Linked DNA regions of Homo sapiens: all the other regions are linked to region 3. A link is an interaction called in ENCODE POLR2A ChIA-PET data of the cell type or tissue named here. Cell type or tissue: MCF 10A. All regions are shown on one strand. Region 1 overlaps AP1B1 (adaptor related protein complex 1 subunit beta 1). Region 2 overlaps HORMAD2 (HORMA domain containing 2). Region 3 holds the start of TBC1D10A (TBC1 domain family member 10A). Region 4 holds the start of LOC105372988 (a long non-coding RNA gene).

Region 1 (5,000 bases), 980 kb after region 3:
CTGCAAGGATGTCCTGTAGTGCAGGGATCCCCAACCCCCGGGCCACCATGGCCTGTAAGGAACTGGGCTGCACAGCGGGAGGTGAGCGGCGGGCAAGCAAGCATTACTGCCTCAGCTCCGCCTCCTGTCAGATCAGCGGCGGCATTAGATTCTCATAGGAGCGCAAACTCTATTATGAACTGCACATGAGAGGGATCTAGGTTGTGTGTTCCTTATGAGAACCTAATGCCTGATCTGAGGTGGAGCAGTTTCATCCTGAAACCATCCCCCAACCCGCATCCCCTATCTGTGGAAAAATTGTCTTCCACAAAACTGGTCCCTGGTGCCACAAAGGCTGGGAACCGCTGCTGTAGGGGTGTGCTTCTGCCCCTATAATAGGGTCAGTCTTTTGCAGCTAAGCCTGCTAAAAAGCTAGAATGAGAGAAGCTGGACAGGGAGAGGTAAGCCAAGAGTCTGGTGGTGTGAACAGAAACAGAGCTCTGAAGTTTGAGATCCAAGCTCCTCCTCCCTGTTGTGTGGCCTGGAGCACAGTTACTTGAACTCACCAAACCCATTTCCTTGTCTCTAGTGCAGTTATTGCAAAGACTGCTGGGCCTTGTTTGTAAAGTGGGGGTGTGATGTAATTCAGTAGCCTGTTCACTTTGCATCTTTGGTTCACAACACAGTTCAAAGCTCTTTTAAGAATACTTGTTAGGGCCAGGCACAGTGGCTTACACCTGTAATCCTAGCATTTTGGGAGGCCAAGGCAGGCAGATCACTTGAGGCAGGAGTTTGAGACCAGCCTGACCAACATAATGAAACCCCGTCTCTACTAAAAATACAAAAATTAGCCAGGCATGGTGGTGTGCGTCTGTAATCCCAGCCACTCAGGAGGCTGAGGCAGGAGAATCGCTTGAACACGGGAGGCGGAGGTTGCGGTAAGCCGAGATCGCACAACTGCACTCCAGCCTGGGCAACAGACCAAGACTCCATCTCAGAAAAAAGAAAAAAAACAAAACAAAACTTGTTAACTGGGTGCAGCGGCTCACGCCTGTAACCCCAGCACTTTGGGAGGCCGAGGCAGGAGGATCTTTTGAGTCCAGGAGTTCGAGACCAACCTGGGCAACATAGTGAGACCTCATCTCTATAAAAAAAAAAAATTAGCTGGGTGTGGTGGCACACCCCTGTAGTCCCAGCTACTTGGGAGGCCTAGGTGGGAGGATTGCTTGAGCCTGGGAAGTTGAGGCTGCAGTGAGTCAAGATCACACCACTGCACTCCAGCCTGGGCAACAGACCGAGACTCCATCTCAGAAAAAAGAAAAAAAACAAAACAAAACTTGTTAACTGGGTGCAGCAGCTCATGCCTGTAACCCAGCACTTTGGGAGGCCGAGGCAGGAGGATCTTTTGAGTCCAGGAGTTCGAGACCAACCTGGGCAACATAGTGAGACCTCATCTCTATAAAAAAAAAAAAATGAACTGGGTGTGGTGGCACATACCTGTAGTCCCAGCTACTTGGGAGGCCTAGGTGGGAGGATTGCTTGAGCCTGGGAAGTTGAGGCTGCAGTGAGCCAAGATCACACCACTGCACTCCAGCCTGGGCAACAGAGCGAGACCTTGTCTCAAAAAAAAAGAATACTTGTTTAGTGCTTGACGATTTGGAGTTTTTTGTTTGTTTGTTTTAGTGGCGAAATCTCACTATGTTTTGCCCAGGCTAGCCTTGAACTCCTGGGCTCAAAGGATTCTGAATAGCTAGGACTATGGGCCTGCACCACTGCACCGGGCTTGACAATTATGGAACTCATTTTATATTGTCTTGTTGAATCTTCTCATCCTTGGCTCCTAGGCCTCTCTAGCCATGGACAGCAGACTTAGAAAGTCTTGGTCAGCAGCTGGGCTCACGCCTGTAATCCCAGTACTTTGGGAGGCCGAGGTGGGTGGATCACTTTAGGTCAGGAGTCTGAGACCAGCCTGGCCAACATGGTGAAACCCATCTAAAAATACAAAAATTAGCCAGGTGTGATGGTGTGTGCCTGTAATCCTAGCTGCTCGGGAGGCTGAGGCAGGAAAATCACTTGAACCCAGGAGGCGGAGGTTGCAGTGAGATGAGATCATCCCACTGCACTCCAGCTTGGGCAGGAGAGTGAGACTGCATCTCAAAAAAAAAAAAAAAAAAAAAAAAAAAATCTTGGCCAGGGTGGTATATCAGCCCAGCGTCTGGCCCTGTCCTGCCATCCCATCCTGTCTGGATGGCAGGGGCAATGGCATTATTGCAGAAGGCTGCCCTAAATATGCAGGCTAACGGCCTGAGTGTGTTGAGCGTGTTGAGAGGAACTGGAACGGATTGTTGAGCCAGGGCCCTGGGCACCTGGCCAGACCTCCCTCTGGCAATACAGCCTGAGGCATACCTGACTGGAACCACAGCAGATCTGACAGTGATGAATAATTCCAGGCATCCGGCTGACTGGACTGGGAAGAACTCTTTCAAGAGTCCCTGTGTGATGGTAGTGGTGATAATGACTGTGATGATGATAGCTGTTCTGTAGTGAGCAGAATACACAATGCTTCTTTACTTTTTTTTTTTTTTTTTGAGACAAAGTCTCGCCCTTGTCCCCCATGCTGGAGTGCAATGGCGAGACCTCGGCTCACTGCAACCTCTGCCTCCCGGGTTCAAGCAATTGTCCTGCCTCAGCCTCCGAGTAGCTGGGATTACAGGTACCTGCCACCAGGCCCAGCTAATTTTTGTATTTTTAGTAAAGACAGGGTTTCACCATGTTGGCCAGGCTGGTCTCGAACTCCTGACCTCAGGTGATCCAACCACCGAGGCCTCCCAAAGTGCTGGGATTACAGGTGTGAGCCATCACGCCTGGCCACTTCTTTACATTTGTGGTTTCATCAACTCTCCATTAACGCTGTGAGGTGTAATGACTGTTTTATACGTTAGGAAACTGACTCAGAGAAGCTAAATGACTTGCCGAGGGTCTGTCAGCTGAGAAGTGATAGAACTGGAGTTCACATAAGGTGTGATCTGACTCCAGCTCCAAGCAAGCTGCCATAAGTTGCTGTTTTTAAAGCTCACAAGAATCCCTGAAGTAGGCCACACCTCTCCTTTACAGATGGGGGTAAACGGCTTCCCATTGGCTGCCCAGGCAGGGCTAGAGTCTGGAAGCCAGATGCTGGGCTGCCTCCTGCCTTGGAAACAGCCAGCCTACTGCTCATCTGCTGCTGGCCCCCATGTAACCAAATTGCAGACTCTGGTTCACCCCAGAATTGGAGGACCACGTGCCCTCCATTCTGCCTGCCTCTGTCAGCCTTCCCTGCACAAGTGCCCTCCTGCTGGGCAGGTGCCAGAGATGCCGTCAGCACGGCTGCTGCTGGGCTTCCTGCACTGCCACTCCTGCCCTCCTGCTGCAGACCTGTCCCTGGCACAGCCTATGGGCTCCCACTGCCCCTGACTCCGGGAGCATCAGGCTGCCCCCTTGTCCTAGGACTAGCAAAAATGAGACCGTGACTAAGGAAGGATTATGTGCAGAGACTTGTTCTCGCATAGATGTTTCTTCAGTCAGCAAGTATTTCTTAAGTGCCTGCTATACACCAGGCACTAGATTGGGCAGTAATTAGTGACACGACAGTAAGCAAGACAGACATCACTCCAGCCCACAGGGGGCTCACTGTACAGGATAGCCAGCAACTGGTGGCGCTGTGACGGGGTGGAAGAGGCTGCAGAAGCATGGGGGGTCTGGAGGTGGGGTTGGCATGAGATCTGAAGGGTGAGGAGGTGTTGGCCAGGATGAGGGCAGCTTTGGGTATGTCCAGGCATGTGGCAGGGGCCGGTGGAGGGCCACCAGGAATAGTTCCAACCCTCTGGTAGAAGCACAGGTCCTTGACGGCAGGCTCTGTGGGCCCTGCTGCCCCAGTCCCCTGGGCCTCCATGGGACTGTCGCCACTTGTTGACAGATGGTCCTGATAAGAAGCACTCCAGCCACACATGTGAGCTTCTCATAGTTCTGTGAATTCTAGAGCTCCAACAGGTTTCTAAAACCCTAGGGCTGGGCAGCGGCCCCTGGCCTACTTGGGTTTGCCAAATAGTCCAGTATTCAGCTCCTTCCTGAGTGAGTGATGCCGAGGTCTGGCTGCTCAGCGGCACCAACACTTGTGGCAGCCCTTTGCCTGTGTGCCGTGACAGCCCCAAACCTAGAATAGCTATGCTTGGCTTCCAGGGACTTTGAACACCCTATTCCTCTTCAAGCCTTTTTGTTCTCCCTCTATCCCCATGTGAGGCCCACACTTCCTCCTCGTCACCGCTGTTCCCTGCAGGTCCAGCTGCAGCTGCTGACAGCCATTGTGAAACTCTTTCTAAAGAAGCCAACAGAGACCCAGGAGCTGGTGCAGCAGGTCCTCAGTTTGGCCACTCAGGTGGGTGCCCCAACCTCCCCGCTGTGCCCAGCATAGCCCTCACTCAAGCAGGGGAACTTTTGTCCCAGGAACTAGACCTGGAAGCCAGGCCCGCTCCTAAGACAGGTATCTTGTGGGTGGGACTGGCTTCCAGCCCCAGAGTTACCCAAGCTCCCTGCCTTCAGGGTGCTTAGAACACAACACAAAGTGCAGTGAGGTCAAGTAGTGAAGTTGAGACAAACTAGACAGAGGAGGAGGGCCCATGGAAACCTGAGGGTGTGTGTTGGGGGCAGGAAGGGCAGGCCACAGAGGGCGGTTGGGAGTAGAGACAGGCATGGCCAGGCTGGAGTAGAGTACCATGGGGAATGAGCCCGGGGCCAGGGCATGGCCCTGTAGGTGGTATAGGGGCAGGCTCATGGGAGCACTCAGGACTGCTGTCCCCATTGGCCACCCCTGTGCCGCACCTGGCTCATGGCTGCAGGAAGGTCTCCTCCCTTCTCACCTGGCTACTCTGAGTTTCATGGGCTTCTCCTCACCCCCACAAGGACTCAGATAACCCAGACCTGCGGGACCGTGGCTACATCTACTGGCGCCTGCTGTCCACGGACCCGGTGGCAGCCAAGGAGGT
Region 2 (5,000 bases), 170 kb after region 3:
TGTTTATTGTTTAAATTGTGTTTTCTATTACTTGACACGGTTATAATAATCAACATTTTTATTACTTTAATCTCTTTTATCCCCTTTATTTCAAAGTGATAAAAAATGTTAGTGTAAAAATCTTTTTATTTGCAATCTTGCTTTATTTGCAAAGGTAAAAAAGAACATTTAAAAAAATAATGTTTATTAGGCTTTTAAAAATTATAAAATATTCTAAAATATTATTAAATACTTTTCAATAGAAAAATGTCAGTTACTTTCTTACTTTCAAATGCCTGAGTAAATAATTATGAATTCCGTGGTAGTTAAAGGTGGATACATTAAATACATAAACACGCTCAAGCACATACTTGAAGTAATTATAAAAATGAAAAAGTTGTTTCTTGGTTTGTGGCATGAATAGAGGAAATTTACAGGCAATGACATGATGGTGTCATTAGATGTACTAAAGTTTGACATACATTTGCTGATTCTTCAAAAAAGAGATGAACAGATAATAGATACAGAATTGGAAATGCAATACCCTGCTTCTCACAGACTTGCTATGTAGGTCATTTGCTTGAACATGAGCCTCTATAAGTGCTTTAGCAGGTGTTGAGAGGAACATAGCATAACTGTAAGTACAGAAATGACTATAGAGATAGGTCCTATAAAATATCAGAAAAAGACCACTTTGGTATGAAAATTGTCTAAGATGGAAGATCTCTATTGGTGCAATATCTAAACCTCAGGTCATAACTGCCTACTCTTGCTGGCAGGAAGGAGAGACCAAAGTAGATAACACTTAGGAACTCTGGCCTCCCCAGTAAAGTTCCTCCACACAAGGCAGAGGCAGAGTTGCAAGATACAGTCACTAAGAAGTCAGATTTTCACTTTAAATTGGCCCTAAATTCAATTGAAGAGAAATAGAAAACCCCTAAAGTGAAGTAGTTGAGTGTTCAGAGTGAGGATAAGTTTTATATAAGGAGCATGCACCTAAACTTAATTTTCATATTATTTATGCAGGAAATGATGAAACATTTTCAAAATTTCTAACACAAAATGAGAATAATCATACCTCTCCTCTTCCTGATCTAGCTTTGAAAAAATATATTCAAACACTTTGTTGTAATTAACAGAATTTTCTACAGCATCAATTTAGTTCAACTATAGTTATTTAATTGCTTCCATTTTTGTTAGTTTTATGTATCTATTTCAATAGCTAATACATTTACATAATATGCAATTCAAAAGGTAATATAAAGGTATATAGTGAAACTTTCCCTGCTATCCCAGAACCATTCAAGTCCCCTTCTAAAAGACAATCACTGTTACTAGTTTCTTTTACATCCTTGCAAAAACCATCTGTACTGTTGTCATTTCAAAATCAACTGCATCACTAAAAACTTAAAACTGGAATAAAATTCATGATATCACCCTCTTCAAGTTGTTTTATTAAATCTGGGCCAGGCCTGGCCACAGTAAGAGTAAATGAGGAAATGGAGGGTTGTGACCAAGTAACAGAACTAACTGCAGGGCCACTCTTGGTCTTTTACGGAGGTGAGCTTTCTTCCCATTCCTCCAGTTATTCTCCCCATCTAGAGAATACATATTTTCCTCCTGACTAAAGAAAATGAAAGAAAACCAAAGAATGGAAAGGTAAAAGAGGAGGGTCAGACAAGCAGAAGATTCAAGGCACCATGCTAAGTGCTATGGTGGTGATAAGGGCAGGGCACAGTGGCAGCAGGACAGCAGGGATGGGCAGTAGAGTTCAAGGTAGTAAGGAACACAGATATGTAAACAACAAACTCTAACTAACATCCAACACAGGTAGGATGAAGTCAGGGCTAAATAAAGGTACAAGCAGTAGGCTGTAAGAATGTGGATGGAAAAGAAGAATGGAGAGAGGGACTTCATGTCAGCTGGCTGAGCATGTCTGACAAGCTTCTTTTCAGAGTGCACACATTTTCCCTGACTCATGAAAACTTAGAGCTGGGAGAATGCCAGAGCAGTGTGCTGAAGCTCAGTCAGTAAGGAAGTCTTTTGGAAACAACATGGAGAGGAAAAAACTAAGGACCTTGCATATACACAAAAAAATAGGAAAAATAATAAAAGCCCTCCTGCAGCTCACAACTGGTCTTCAGTAGTGAATCAGAAAAAAAAAATGAGCATTTTCAAAAGCTTTACTATTTACTTAAAATCAGGGCTGCCAGGCGTTGCTCAACCCCAGGGGTGTCATTCACATTTCTGTCTGTGTTTTAGGTATCCCTGGAATTATGCAGTACACAATCAGCACAGTCATGCATGGCAACCCTGATAGGGCAAACATTCGATTTTTGACTAACACTTTTTAAATTTCCCTATCACTAAGTTTTTACCTGAAATACAGGGTATCCCTTTTGGCTAATATTTCCTATGAAAGATAAACCAAACATTTGGAATATACAAATATGTTTTCTTAAAAACTCAAGGTTGTTGAGTATAAACTGCAGCAAATCTATTACAGAATATGGCTAGATTATATACCTAAAGCATGACATAATATACATATTTTCCAACCTATAAAGATTTTCCGTGATGTGGTAGGGCTTCTCAGTTTCAAATTAAGCACTATTTACTTAGAAATGTAGGGCTAGTTCGAATCTAGCTGGGCCAGAGAGCAGAGTGAAACAGTATTATGGCAGGGCATATGGTACATTTTTATTCTGAGGGCTTTCAAAATTCAATGATTAAGAGTTGAAACTCTCCGCCTTATTTTAGGAGAACTTTTCTAATTTTTCCGCATTGTCTCTCATTTCACTGGCATCATTCTAATTCAGTGAAGCTACAGATGTCCACCAATTTGAAAAACATGACAGTAGTTCATATAAAAGAATTTTAAAATGAGATGTGAAATTGATTTTTTGTGACTAAAGTTTTACCACTACAGGGGCAGGCGCAGTGGCTCATGCCTGTAATACCAGAACTTTTGGAGGCCGAGGTGTGCAGATTGCTTGAGCTCAGGAGTTTGAGATCAACCTGGGCAACATGGTGAAACCCCATCTCTACCAAAAATACAAAAATCAGCCAAGAGCGGTGGCGTGCGCTTGTGGTTCCAGCTCCTTGGAAGCCTGGGGTGGGAGGATCGCGGGAGCCCAGGAAGTCAAAGCTGCAGTGAGCTGTGGATCATGTCACTGCATTCCAGCCTGGGTGACAGAGCAAGACCCTGGAAAGAAAGAAAGAAAGAGAAAGAGAGAAGGGGAGGGGGAAAGAGATAGAGAGAGACAGGAAGGGAGGAAGGGAGGAAGGGAGGGAGGGAGGGACGGAGGGAGGGAGGGAAGGAAGGAAGGAGAAGGGGAAGGGGAAGGGAGGGGAGGGGAGGGAGGAAGGAAGGAAGGAAAAGGAAAAGGAGAGAAAGAAAAAGAAAGAAGGAAAGAAAGAAAAGAAAAAAGAAAAGAAAAGAAAGAAAGAAAGGAAAGAAAGAGTGAGCAAGCTATACCACTACAGTTCATAATTCCTGGTTTTAATAATCCTGATTAGGAAGGGTCTAACCAAGTGAAATCAAGAAATATTTGTCATCCTTAGATATGGCTGTGTTTTATTCTCTTCCTTATGCTTTGTATAGTTGTTGATTATGTAGGAACCAAACTTTTAAGTTTTGTTTTTGTTTTTTTTTTACTTTGTGGATATGAAGCTAACTCCTGGTGATTTTTAGAAGTTACCCACATTTTCCTCTTTTGTGGAAATATTTACACTGGGGATTTCCACTGAGAGAATTGAGGGAGCTCTTTTATTTTTATTTTTATTGGATATAACAACTGAGGCCATATTTCTATTAATGCCTCTTTTTTTTTCTTTGCCCTACTCTAGGAGAGTGTTTATACACTTAAGAATTAAATCTAACAGGTTCACATGGAATATTACATATGTGTTAATATATGTAAAACAAGATCATATATTTGAAAATGTTTGATATAATATCTGGTACATGTTAATAATTCAACACAAATTGGTTGTATTTAGTTGAACATTACCTAATTTTGGTGAAAATGTGATTGCTATAAATGAAATGTGCTCTAAGCTGGCATGGTGAATTTTTTTAAAAAATCTAATTTCTTTTAGGTTATGAGAAGTATAAGGGATCTCTGAGTGACAAGTGAAATTACATATTCAATACCGAAGTCTTTCACTTCAAATCTCAGTTACAAACTTCTAGTGTTCCCATAAATGCAACAGTGGAAGAGAAATATGCTTGAACATGCTTGACTTACAATGAAGAAGAAAAAGAGGATCACAGAAGCTAGAGACACTGAAAACTGAAATGCATACAAGCCAAGACATCCTCTTAAATCCCACCCAAGAAGCAATGAATAGCTTGAAAAAGTATTCGTCTGACTTTTTTTATGGTATAGTGCATAGACTAAGAACCAGGGGGCTGGGTTCCATCACCAACTTGCAAGTTTCCATCACTGTTAAAAAAAAAAAAAGGGAGGGGGATAATATTTGCCATGTACCAAACAGGGATGCTTTGAGGATTAGTGACATAATGTCTGTAAAGAGGCTGGAGTTCCTTGGAAAAAAGACACTACATAAATATAAAGTAGTATTAATATTTAGGCTTAGTCCACAATGTGAGACCTGGTTTCTTTGGCTCATGAGGTCATCAGCAGTTTTGTAAAATGTGCTCAAACACCCACAGAGGAGCTTTGTTAGTCTCCTTGTAAGTGGACTGTAAAGCTAATCTGACCCACCTGGTTGGAGAAGTCACAGAGGCTGTTTTCCCTTTCATGGTCTCCAAGAGGATACAGATGGAGAGTGCTGACTCCTAAAGGAGTGAGATGTGGCCAAGAGAGCACTTCAACAGCATCTACAGCTTCCAAGGAATGTAGTGGGAGTTTGGGTATATTTTGGCTTAGAATTAAACAAAAGCCCAATAATAACATATCTTAATTTAGAAAAAAGGCTAAATTTGCCTCTCAGACAATTTAGAGTAACAGTAGGAATGAAAAAGCTACTTCTTGGAATGGTTAGTTTATATCTTG
Region 3 (5,000 bases):
TCCCTGGGGTGAACGTCTCTATATTTGTGCCCTCACAGAGCTGAGTAAGAACATGTTTGGGATATAACCCTAGGGATAGAATCATGAAGTCAAAGGGTCGTGGATACTTTTCTTTGCTGTACTTGAGGCTTCACATCTGCCCCAGGTATGTCTGGCTCCTCCCCCTCCCTTTCCTGGGATAGGCCCATACCACCATGAAAGACCCATACCGCCCCTCCTGGGAGCTGGGACCAGGAGCCCACCACTGTCTGGAGTCACTGAAGAGAAGGAACATCCTCCTAGACTGAGGGTTTAAGACCAAAATAGCCTGTGCCCACTCCCATGTCTGTTCTTGCCTTGTTTATGGAAAGCCAGAAGCTCATGGAATGTGAGGATTGTACAATGACGCCATCAAGAATGTCCAGGCCACATGGCATCAAGGTGAAATCACTCAAGGCTCAAGACCCCCTCTTGGGGCTTGCCTTGGGGCCCTGAATAGTCTGTCCCAGGCCCTGCAGCCAGGTCTGAGTCTTCCAGTCCCTTCCCCTCTCTAGGCCTGTCTCTCCCACAGGTCTGCAGGGAGTGTCAGATGACAATATACTGTGACTTGTAAACCATAAAGTACTAGACATAAGCGAGGAGCTATCATTATATTATAGATCCAAGAGTTGACAATCTCTAGGGTCAGAAATCAGCTGCTTGGGGCTAAGCCCATATAGATAAAATCGGCCCATCCCTCCAAATATAGGCAGTTGGTAAGAGCTAAGTTCGAATCCTGGCTATATTCACAGCTAATTCTGGGACCTTAGGCAACTGACTTTACCTCAGTCTCCTTAACTGTAAAATGGGACTAATAATGGTGTATACCTCATTGCTAAGAGATTACAAGACATGTTGCAACCAATTTGGAAAACAGTTTGCCAGTTCCTCGAAAGGTTAAACAGTTGCCATATGACCCAGCAATTCCACTCTTCCTTATCTATCCAAGAGAAATGTAAACATAAGGCCCCCACACAAAAGCTTGTACCTGAATGGTCAGAGCAGCATTATTCATAATGGCTAAAAACTAGAAACACGCGAATGACCATCACTGATGAATGGAAAAACAAAATCTGGTATAGTCCCAGCTCCCAGGAGGGGCAGTATAGGTCTTTCATGGCGGTGTGGGCCTATCCCAGGAAAGGGAGGGGTGGAGTCAGACATACCTGGGGCAGATGTGAATCCAGAAGCACTGATACATGCTACAATGTGGATGAAACTTGAAAATGTTCAAGAGAAAGAATCCAGACATAAAAGGCCATATATTGTATAATTCCATTTATATGAAATATCCAGAAAAGGGACATCTATAGAAACAGGAAGCAGATTAGTGGTTGCCAGGGACTGGGGGAGCCAGGATGCGGAGTGACTGCTAATTGGTAGGAGTTTCTTTTTGGGGTGATGAAAATGTTCTAAAATTAGAATGTTGTGATGGCTGCACAACTCTGTAAATATGCTAAAAATCATTGTACACTTTAAACGTGAATTTATGGTATGTTTATGTTCCATAAAACTGCTGGGGAAAAGACTACAGGAGAAAGTAGGTAGAGCTTCGGGCGTGCGTGGCTCAGTAAACGCTGGTGATTATTAATAATTAGGTCTCACGAGGTAATTTAAAGCCCCAGAAGCAGTGAGTGCAATGGGACTGCCAGACTTCTGGCTCAGGCTGGGCCTTTAAGCCGCTCTGCGTCCCTGAACTCACTTGGGCCTCCTCAGAGTTCCTCATAAATGAATGGGGCAAACAATCCCTACCACGTCCTTGGGGTCTCGCAGGGAGCGGGGCTCAGGAGGCAGATGAGGAATCCATGGAGGAAGCCCTGGGCCTCCGGCTCGCGCTCTGCAGTAGGTGACAGGCCCCGCTTGGAGCCAACCCGGAAAGGCCCGAGCTCGTCCAGGTGAGTTCTTGTGATTGGCAGCCCGGAGGAGGGCGGGGAGGGCTGCGGTGACGGCTGCCCCGCCCCCTCACTTCGGGCTTGTTGGCGCCCGCCGGGGGAGGGTGGGCGGGGCCCGGGGTCCGCGGCGCCCATTGGGCGTGGGGGGAGAGCTCCGGGGTGGGCCTGGAGCCCCGCCCCCCGGCCTTGCGGCGGCCAATAGGCGCCGCGCGTGGGCGGGGCGTCGGCGGCAGCAGGGCGGCTGAGGTGGCCGCTGGAGCTCAGGCGGCGGGCGCGGCTGGGATGGCGAAGAGCAACGGAGAGAATGGGCCGCGCGCGCCCGCGGCCGGGGAAAGCCTGTCGGGAACCCGGGAGAGCCTGGCCCAGGGCCCCGACGCCGCAACCACCGACGAACTCAGCTCTCTCGGGTCTGACTCGGAGGCCAACGGCTTCGCCGAGCGCCGCATCGACAAGTTCGGCTTCATCGTGGGCTCGCAGGGCGCCGAGGGCGCGTGAGTAGCGCCGGGGGTCGGGACTGAGCGCGCCACCCACGCGAGGGGCCTCGACACGGACGGAGGCGCCCTCGGGACTTGCCGACACGTCCCCCTCCCAGGCAGGGACCACTAATCCCCGTTCCCTCCCCTGCCCCACCCCCACCACCCCTGCCTTCCTAGACCCGCCCCCTTCGCAGTCCTACTTCCGACCCAGGGGGCGGACGGGCCCACACCTCCACCCGCCACCTCCACCCTCCGGACAGACTGACCCGCTCCCAGGAAGGACCGACTGTGCCCTCCTTCCAGCCGTGGAACAGAATGACAGACTGCCCCAAACCCACCCCTGCCGCCAAGACCTTAGGGATGATTGTTTCTGCCACCCCGACAGGCTCCCAGATGGCTGGCGCCCCCCTCCATAGACACTCATTCTCCATCTTTCCCCCTCCCACAAACCCACAGACGCCCTTGTCTCCCCGCCTCACTGCCCCCACACCAGGAGACCTCAGACCGACTTCAGGACTGACTGCCCCGCCCCCACCCCTTCCCAGGACAGACTGACCCTTTCCTCGAGGCATACAGACCTCTGGATGGACAGACATTGGTCACCTCCCTCCCCTCAGCTCCATCCTGGGACAGACAGTCCCTTCTCCTCATGGAAGGGTCGGAGAAGGGCCCCCTATCCGCTCATACACAGCTTCCTCCACTGGCACTGGCAACAGGTGGGCAGGTACTCCCCCTTCCCAGCACGTACAGGGCGACAGGGAGCCCCACCACTAGGACAGACCATCAGCTCCAGCAGCCACAGGAGCCAGTAGATGGGCTCTGTGTATGTCCTGTGTATGTATGCGCCTCCTCCCAAGGGCAGATCTTGGGCGTGGGACGGGGGCAGGCAGGGAGACAGCAGGGTCCCTGCTCATATTAGCACCCCCCGATGTCCTATCCCGAGAGCACCCAGACACCCAGCTAGCAGACAGAGAAATGTGGGGCAGTGGAACAGCACCTTGCCTCCAAGCTGGGCCCCATGTTGCCCCACAGAATCCCCCGAGCCCAGGCCTCAGAGATCATGTGTACAGGCTGGCGGTCCCCTTAGGAAAGATGGACTCCATACCCCACTCCCATCCCAGCTGTCCTGTCACGTGAGACCAGTGTTGTGCACAGAACTGACAAGACTCCCTCCTGATGTGTGCTTTCCATCCCAATCACCAGTAGGAGCTCCTGGGGCCCTGCCATGACCCTACTCCAGAGAATATCCTTTCTCCCTTTCTCTGACCAATTGAGATTGTCCAAGGTCACCCCAGACTCTCTCATGACTTATGGAAGCGCTTTAACTGTCTAAGAACCCCTGTCACTTCCGGGATTTTCCCCAGCCCTAAAGCCTCTTATTCACCAGGCCTCCTTCTTCCTTGGAGAAATCCAGGCCCCTCCCCTAAGGGGAGTTCCCTCTCACCCACTGGATCTGTCTCCTCCAGTATCTCCCTACTGGCTCACAGCAGGCTAGGTTTAGTCCAGGACTCAGAGAGAGCACCCCTCATTCTGAACCCTCACCCTGACTGATGCTTTGTCACAGTTCCCCAGGGATTCACTTGTGAGAACTTAGTGGGGACCTGGAGTGTTTTGAATTGAGGAGCAGTCACCTGGGATTAGGACCCAGGGAGGTGTGTGGTCTTGAGATCTAGGAAAGGAGTTCCCAGTTGCATTTATGGGACCTTGGAAGGAAGAGCTCAGATTTGTGGGAGAATGCTAGGGCATGAGAGTTCCTACTACATGCTTATCAGGCAATCAACCAGATCTTGGGGTGCAGAGCAATGTGATATATTAGGAAAAGGCCAAACTTAGGAATTACACTTGCTAGCTTTGTGACCTTGGGCAAGATCCTGAATCTCTGAGCCTGTTTACTCACTGTAAAGGGCGACAGTAACACCCACTTCCCAACATTACTCTGGGGGTTAAATGAGTATATGATACGTGAAGGTGCCTGGCACAGCGCTTGTCACAAGTAGCGGCCCAGAAAATGTTAGTTTTCTTTCTTTCCTTCTAAGGGTCTGAGAAATGAAGAGAAAAATGAGGGCATATCTCTGGTATTTGTGGGCAGAGTGAGGCCCCAGTGGAAGCACCTCCCTTTGGCTGTAGTCCCCAACCAGGCAGCCAGACATCTGTCTTTCTTACCCCACAACCACAAACCCGGGATGTGGCTCTGCAGACACCCTCTACATGGCTGCTGTCTGTAGGGCTGGGGCTGAGGTGGGATCCCAGCTCCAGTCCTCTCTCCTTCCCTCACTTTCTGGAGCCTGTCAGTCAACCTAAAATCTCTGGTATCTGAAAGCTTCGATGTTCCCTACTTAATTTATATTGTGGTTTCAAAAAAGCCAAGAGTAAGTCCCTGCCCAAGGCCATAGAGGGGAAGTTATGGAAAGCTTCAGGGTGACCGCCCTGAACCCAGTCTCGTGGTTGAAGGCTAGGAGTCCATGTTCTATGCTAGAGAAGTGAAACGTTAGCCCTCATGGGTACTGTGGAGATGGTGGGGACTCTGACTCCAGATTAAAGGTCCATTTCAGCTACCCTGGGCCAAAGGTTGTCTTAAGACATTTTGGATGTGGAAGTTGCCAGGCCTGGGGGT
Region 4 (5,000 bases), 120 kb after region 3:
AGACCTTCCACAGTCAGCCAGAGTCTGGGGATGCTCATTTGCTAAAGAACTATTTATTTTGCATCTCCCCAGTGCCTGGCACCAAAATAAAAGATTCTGGGGCCCTTGTGTCAGAGGGAATTCTCACGCAGCCTTGGTGCATGAGATAACTATGCTTCCCATAGGAAGGGAGAGAGATGAGAAGGTGACCTTATATCCACAGGGCAGAGCCCTAAGTGGGCAAGGAAGTTTCTGGATGGCGGGGTGGGCAGCACAGACTCTGGAAAGGTGGGAGGAAAAAGGAACCCGGATGGGGAGATTACAGGAACTGAGGCAGTGAGGCAGAAAAATATGGTGTGTTCAGTGGGCAGTGAGGTGACACATTTAGGCAGCACGCAGCTCTCGGAGTTTGATTTCATTTTAAAGGAACCCCATTCCCCTAATTTCCATCATAGACCTAGTTTGTTTCCTCCCCCACACTGCTCATCTGTAATCACACACTCACTTTTCTTTTTTGAGACAGAGTCTCGCTCTGTCGTCCAGGCTGGAGTGCAATGGCGCAATCTCGGCTCACTGCAACCTCCGCCTCTCGAGTTCAAGCGATTCTCCTGTCTCAGCCTCCTGAGTAGCTGGGATTACAGGTGCCCACCATCATGGCTGGCTAATTTTTGTATTTTTAGTAGAGACGGGGTTTCACCATATTGGCCAGGCTGGTCTCGAACTCCTGACCTTGTGATCCATCCGCCTTGGCCTCCCAAAGTGCTGGGATTACAGGCGTGAGCGCACTCACTTTTTAATTATCTGAACCTCTCTCCAGAAAGGAAACTCCCTGGGGAAGGACTATCATCATCTTCTTCACTACTGTCTACTCAGTGCCCAGACACAGCCCCGCACAGAGAAGACACCAGAAAAGATTGTCGGCCTGCACAAAGGCATCTGAGTAGGAGAGAGACAGAATCAAAGCAGTGTTTCAGGGCCTGGTGCAGTGGCTCACGCCTGTAATCCCAGTGCTTTGGGAGGCTGAGGCGGGAGGATCGCTTGAGCCCAGGAGTTGGAAGCTGCAGTGAGCTGTGAGCGTGCCACTGCACTCCAGCCTGGGTGACAGAGCAAGACCCTGTCTCTAAAAGAAAAAAAAAACGAAAAACAAAAAAGCTGTGTTTCAGGATGGCATTTGGGTAAAGAGGTCAAACACTCTTTCTTTTAAGAGCCTGGGACATTTCTTTTTCTTCTTCTTGCTTCCTAATCAGTGGTTTCTTGCCCTTCATAGGAGCCCAGGGCACGGAGTGTCTGGGCCTGGAATGCGGACATGTGTGGGAGGGATGCGAAACTGTGCTGGCAGCCCCAAGAAAAGAATCAGTCTTTGTCCTCATCTTCACATGCACCTGTCGTCCCAAACCCTTGACAAACATTGTGTCATTCACCTTCCAAACCTCTCTGCGGATTCAGCCTGGGCGGGCGGGAGCACAGTGAGCCACATTCTCTGCATTCCCGCCTCCTGACAGCTCCTGGTACCACAGCCGCTGAGCTGGGATGTCCAAACATTCCAACTGACTCATCCGTGGGTGAGCAAGGCCGACACGAGGGGACGGGTGGAGGCTGCTGGGGCTCTGTCTCTGCCGAAGTCCCTAATTCAGAGAAGAAAGTGGGGCGGGTGGGGGAATTGCCGGGATATGGGCCATTTCCCTTGAATGATGCTCGGGTGTCACTTGAGGTGCCAGGAAGTGGTGGCAGTTGCAGCACAGTGGCCCTGGTGGAAGCCTGGGCTCAGACCTCACATACCTAGATTTGAGTTCTGGCTCCATGGTCAGAATTTTGTAACTTCATCAAAACTCTCTGAGATTGGCCGGGCAGAGTGGCTCATGCCTGTAATCCCAGCACTGCAGGAGGATCACTTGAGCCCAGGAGTTTGAGACCAGCCTGGGCAACATAGTGAGACTTCATTTTTCCAAAAAGGAAAAATATTAGCTGGGGATGGTGGCATGCATTTGTAGTTCCAGTTCCTGGTAGGCTGAGGCGAGAGGATTGCTTGAGCCCAGGAGTTTGAGGCTACAGTGAGCTATGGTCGCACCACTGCACCCTAACCTGGAAAACAAAGCCAGACCCTATCTCTGAAAACAAAACAAAACAAACAAACAAAACAAAAAATAAAACAGGCCAGGCGCGGTGGCTCATGCCTGTAATCCCAGCACTTTGGGAGGCTGAGGCAGGTGGATCACGAGGTCAGGAGTTGGAGACCAGCCTGGCCAACATGGTGAAACCCCATCTCTAATACAAAATTAGCTGGGTGTGGTGGCAGGTGCCTGTAGTCCCAGCTACTCAGGAGGCTGAGGCAAGGGAATCTCTTGAACCCAGGAGGCAGAGGTTGCAGTGAGCTGAGATCGTGCCATTGCACTCCAGCCTGGGTGACAGAGCAAGACTCCATCTCAAAAAACAAAACAAAACAAAAAACTCTCTGGGTCTCGGTGTCCTCATCTGTAAATGGAGGCGGGGGGTGAGAATAATGGCTCCTGTGCAGTGTAGTGGTCAGAATGAAGCAAGAAAATGTGAATACTGAGCACGCGAGAGTTGCTTAGCAATGACTTGTGTTAGGTTGTCACCCTTCTGATGCAATGACCTGAGACTCACTTCCGGGTGGGCAGGCGAGTGTGTCATCATCCCTTGCTTCGTCCCACAGGACAAAGGCTGCAAAAGTATCTGGTGGGAATGTCCCTGCCCTGCTTTGGGATTTCGGGTAGGATTTCTCCATCAGGCTGGAGTGGGGCAGCGCTGAGCCTCCCGTGCACATTCAGTGACCTCATTCAGGGGATGAGACCAAACAGAACGGGCAGCGGCTTTTCCGGTCCTCACGCCACCCTCCAGATGGCTTATAACCAGATCCCTGCCAAATTCCTCTCCTCCCTCCCCCAAGACTCATCTGATGCCAAAGCGTTTCTCAAAAGGGGGAAATACAGTACTTTCGTCAGTACCTCATCACCTCACCGCTGGGTCACAAATGACCCCGGCTCAGCCCTGCCTTCCAGCTGTCTTCCCAAGGGGATGTCTCTGAAGATTTTTCCCCAGCTCTGTGCTGGGGCTGTTGGGGAGCTGGACGTCCGGGAATGAGAGGAGGATATGGGACACAACGTGACCTTGGGCCAGTCACCGGCCTTCTCTGGTTCTCACTTTCCCCGTCTGCGAAACGAGGTAGCTGGCTGAGGTCATCCAGGCAGCAGTTTCCGGTCCCAGGGTGTTCTGGCTCCCTGACTGCAGGGAGAGCTGGGAAGATGAGTACTTGTCCCTGCTCAGCAGGAGAGCGCTGTGGTTAGGAAGCCAGTGGCTCTGGGTTCAAATTCTCACCCGGTGCCCTTGCTGGCTCCGTGACCTTAGGTAACACACACACACCCTCTCTGACCAGTTATTCTATCTGTAAAGTGGGTGCAATCATTGCCACCTCTGGAGTTGTTTTAAGGATTAAGAGGATCCACATGCAGAACTCAGCGCAGTGTCTGACACTCGCAATATTATAATTAAATATTATAATTTCATTTCGCTCAACTGCCCGCCTCACAGAGAGAAACTGAGGCCCAGCAGCGGTTGCTGGGAAGAGGATTCAGACCACATTTCCATGTTTGAGCCGCCACCCCGGGCCGGCTCCAGGAGGAAGCTGCAATAACTCAGGGGAAAAGTCCCACGGCGTCTGCTCCAGCTCCCTCAGGCGGCTCTCAGAGCTCGTGCCAAGAGATGGCTTGGCAGCTGCTCTCCCTCCATGCCCATTAGCTTAGTTCCAGATGTTCTAGGCAGCAGCCTGGGGAGCTCTTTCAGGTTCTGTTTCTTTGGATCTACTTTCTTGTAGTTTCCCTTTCCTCTGCTTTTCCCCAACTGGCCCTGGCAGCTTTATAAATGAAAAACAACGTCTTTCCCATCACCTTCGAAATCACCCAACCACAGTTCCCTTCTCATTAGACCCCTGGAAATGCCTTGGCTAGACAGACTTCATGTAGGGACGGCCAGGACAGCCGGGACACCTTATCAAATGTGCTTCTGACCAGCAACCACATGAAAGGCCTAGAGTTTCACATTTGGATTTCATTAGTTCCCACCCCAGTGTGCCTGGGGCCCTGGAGAATGGTGGCCAGGGAGTTCTGGTGGCCCAGGGCAGCCGCCTGAAAGAGCTCTTTCCTGATCACCTACTATGTGTGGCCACTTCACCTCTGTCATCTTAGCCTTCTCAACTCCATGAAATAAGTGTTAACCACCCTTTTTGGATGAAAAACTAAGACTCAGGCTGTGAAACTTATTCATGGTCACCAAGCTACTGTGAGGACCACACTGATCCAACTCCAGGGTGCTGGCTCTTGGGTGATGGATGGATGGCAGGAACACTCCTCTGGGGCCCGTGGGTGACCTGGGGCTATGGGCCTTTGCTACCATCTGTCTGTCAAGCTGGGTGCCAGGCTGCGAGCTCCAAATGGAAACCAGACCCAGTCACTGGCCCCTCCTTGTCATGGAGGAGACAGTCAAATTAACTCTGGGAGAAGCATCAGCTCAAAAGGGCTTTGTGTATGAGAGGATGAGTGTTCACCCAAGTATAGGGCATGGGGGGTATGTAGGTGTGAGGATGTATGTGAGGATGCACATGTGTGTGTGCATGTGTGTGAAGGCACTATGACAATGTGTGCACACATATGCATGTGTGAAAATGCATGTATGTGTGTGCTTGTGTATGAGGGTAAACGTGTACATTAACCTATACGCATGGACATGTGTGAAGATGTAAGGTGCAGGTTCGTGTGTATACAGAGTGCACGTTTGTGTGTGAATGTGTGTATAAGGATGCATGCACGTGCACTTATAGCCATGCGTGAGGGAGAACATGTGTGTTTTGCGTGAGAATGTGTGCGCAGACAGGTGCATTTGAGAATGTGTGAGAAGGTGGATTGTGTGCATACTCACATATAGGAGTGTGTTTATGTATGTGGGTATGTGTGCACATGCACGTATACATGTGTGAGGATGCATGTGCCGGAAGGGTGAATGTATGT

What was found. ChIA-PET counts read pairs that join two places held together with the same protein. Peaks named below come from ENCODE experiments on the same cell type or tissue, not always from the same donor. Only the 100,000 strongest peaks of a DNase experiment are listed, where the experiment ranks them.
Region 1: POLR2A ChIA-PET joins it to region 3 with 5 read pairs; 1 of 35 experiments calls an interaction of 5 or more read pairs at or near these places.
Region 2: POLR2A ChIA-PET joins it to region 3 with 5 read pairs; 2 of 35 experiments call an interaction of 5 or more read pairs at or near these places.
Region 4: POLR2A ChIA-PET joins it to region 3 with 5 read pairs; 3 of 35 experiments call an interaction of 5 or more read pairs at or near these places.

The regions. Positions count from the first base shown.
Region 1 is chr22:29,341,678-29,346,677 of GRCh38, reverse strand. AP1B1 (adaptor related protein complex 1 subunit beta 1) reads left to right here. Exons shown (of 23, transcript NM_001127.4): 12 at 4,295-4,393; 13 at 4,918-5,000. Among named protein-coding and RNA genes, the nearest start is that of SNORD125, 11 kb to the right of the region's middle. In MCF 10A, no CTCF peak of the experiment used is centred here; a DNase peak (open chromatin) is centred at 2,377.
Region 2 is chr22:30,156,893-30,161,892 of GRCh38, reverse strand. All of the region lies in intron 10 of HORMAD2 (HORMA domain containing 2), which reads right to left. Among named protein-coding and RNA genes, the nearest start is that of HORMAD2, 79 kb to the right of the region's middle. In MCF 10A, no CTCF peak of the experiment used is centred here; a DNase peak (open chromatin) is centred at 1,972.
Region 3 is chr22:30,324,074-30,329,073 of GRCh38, reverse strand. It overlaps TBC1D10A (TBC1 domain family member 10A), which reads left to right and starts at 2,133. Exons shown (of 9, transcript NM_031937.3): 1 at 2,133-2,401. The coding sequence starts at 2,193. RefSeq lists silencers at 1,881-2,210, 2,511-2,560 and an enhancer at 2,777-3,726. In MCF 10A, a CTCF peak has its summit at 1,201; DNase peaks (open chromatin) are centred at 1,143, 2,053 and 3,783.
Region 4 is chr22:30,203,589-30,208,588 of GRCh38, reverse strand. It overlaps LOC105372988 (a long non-coding RNA gene), which reads left to right and starts at 1,395. Exons shown (of 3, transcript NR_188588.1): 1 at 1,395-1,541. It also overlaps a transcript of HORMAD2 not described here. RefSeq lists enhancers at 1,184-1,805, 1,660-2,859. In MCF 10A, no CTCF peak of the experiment used is centred here; DNase peaks (open chromatin) are centred at 1,488, 2,748, 3,168 and 3,688.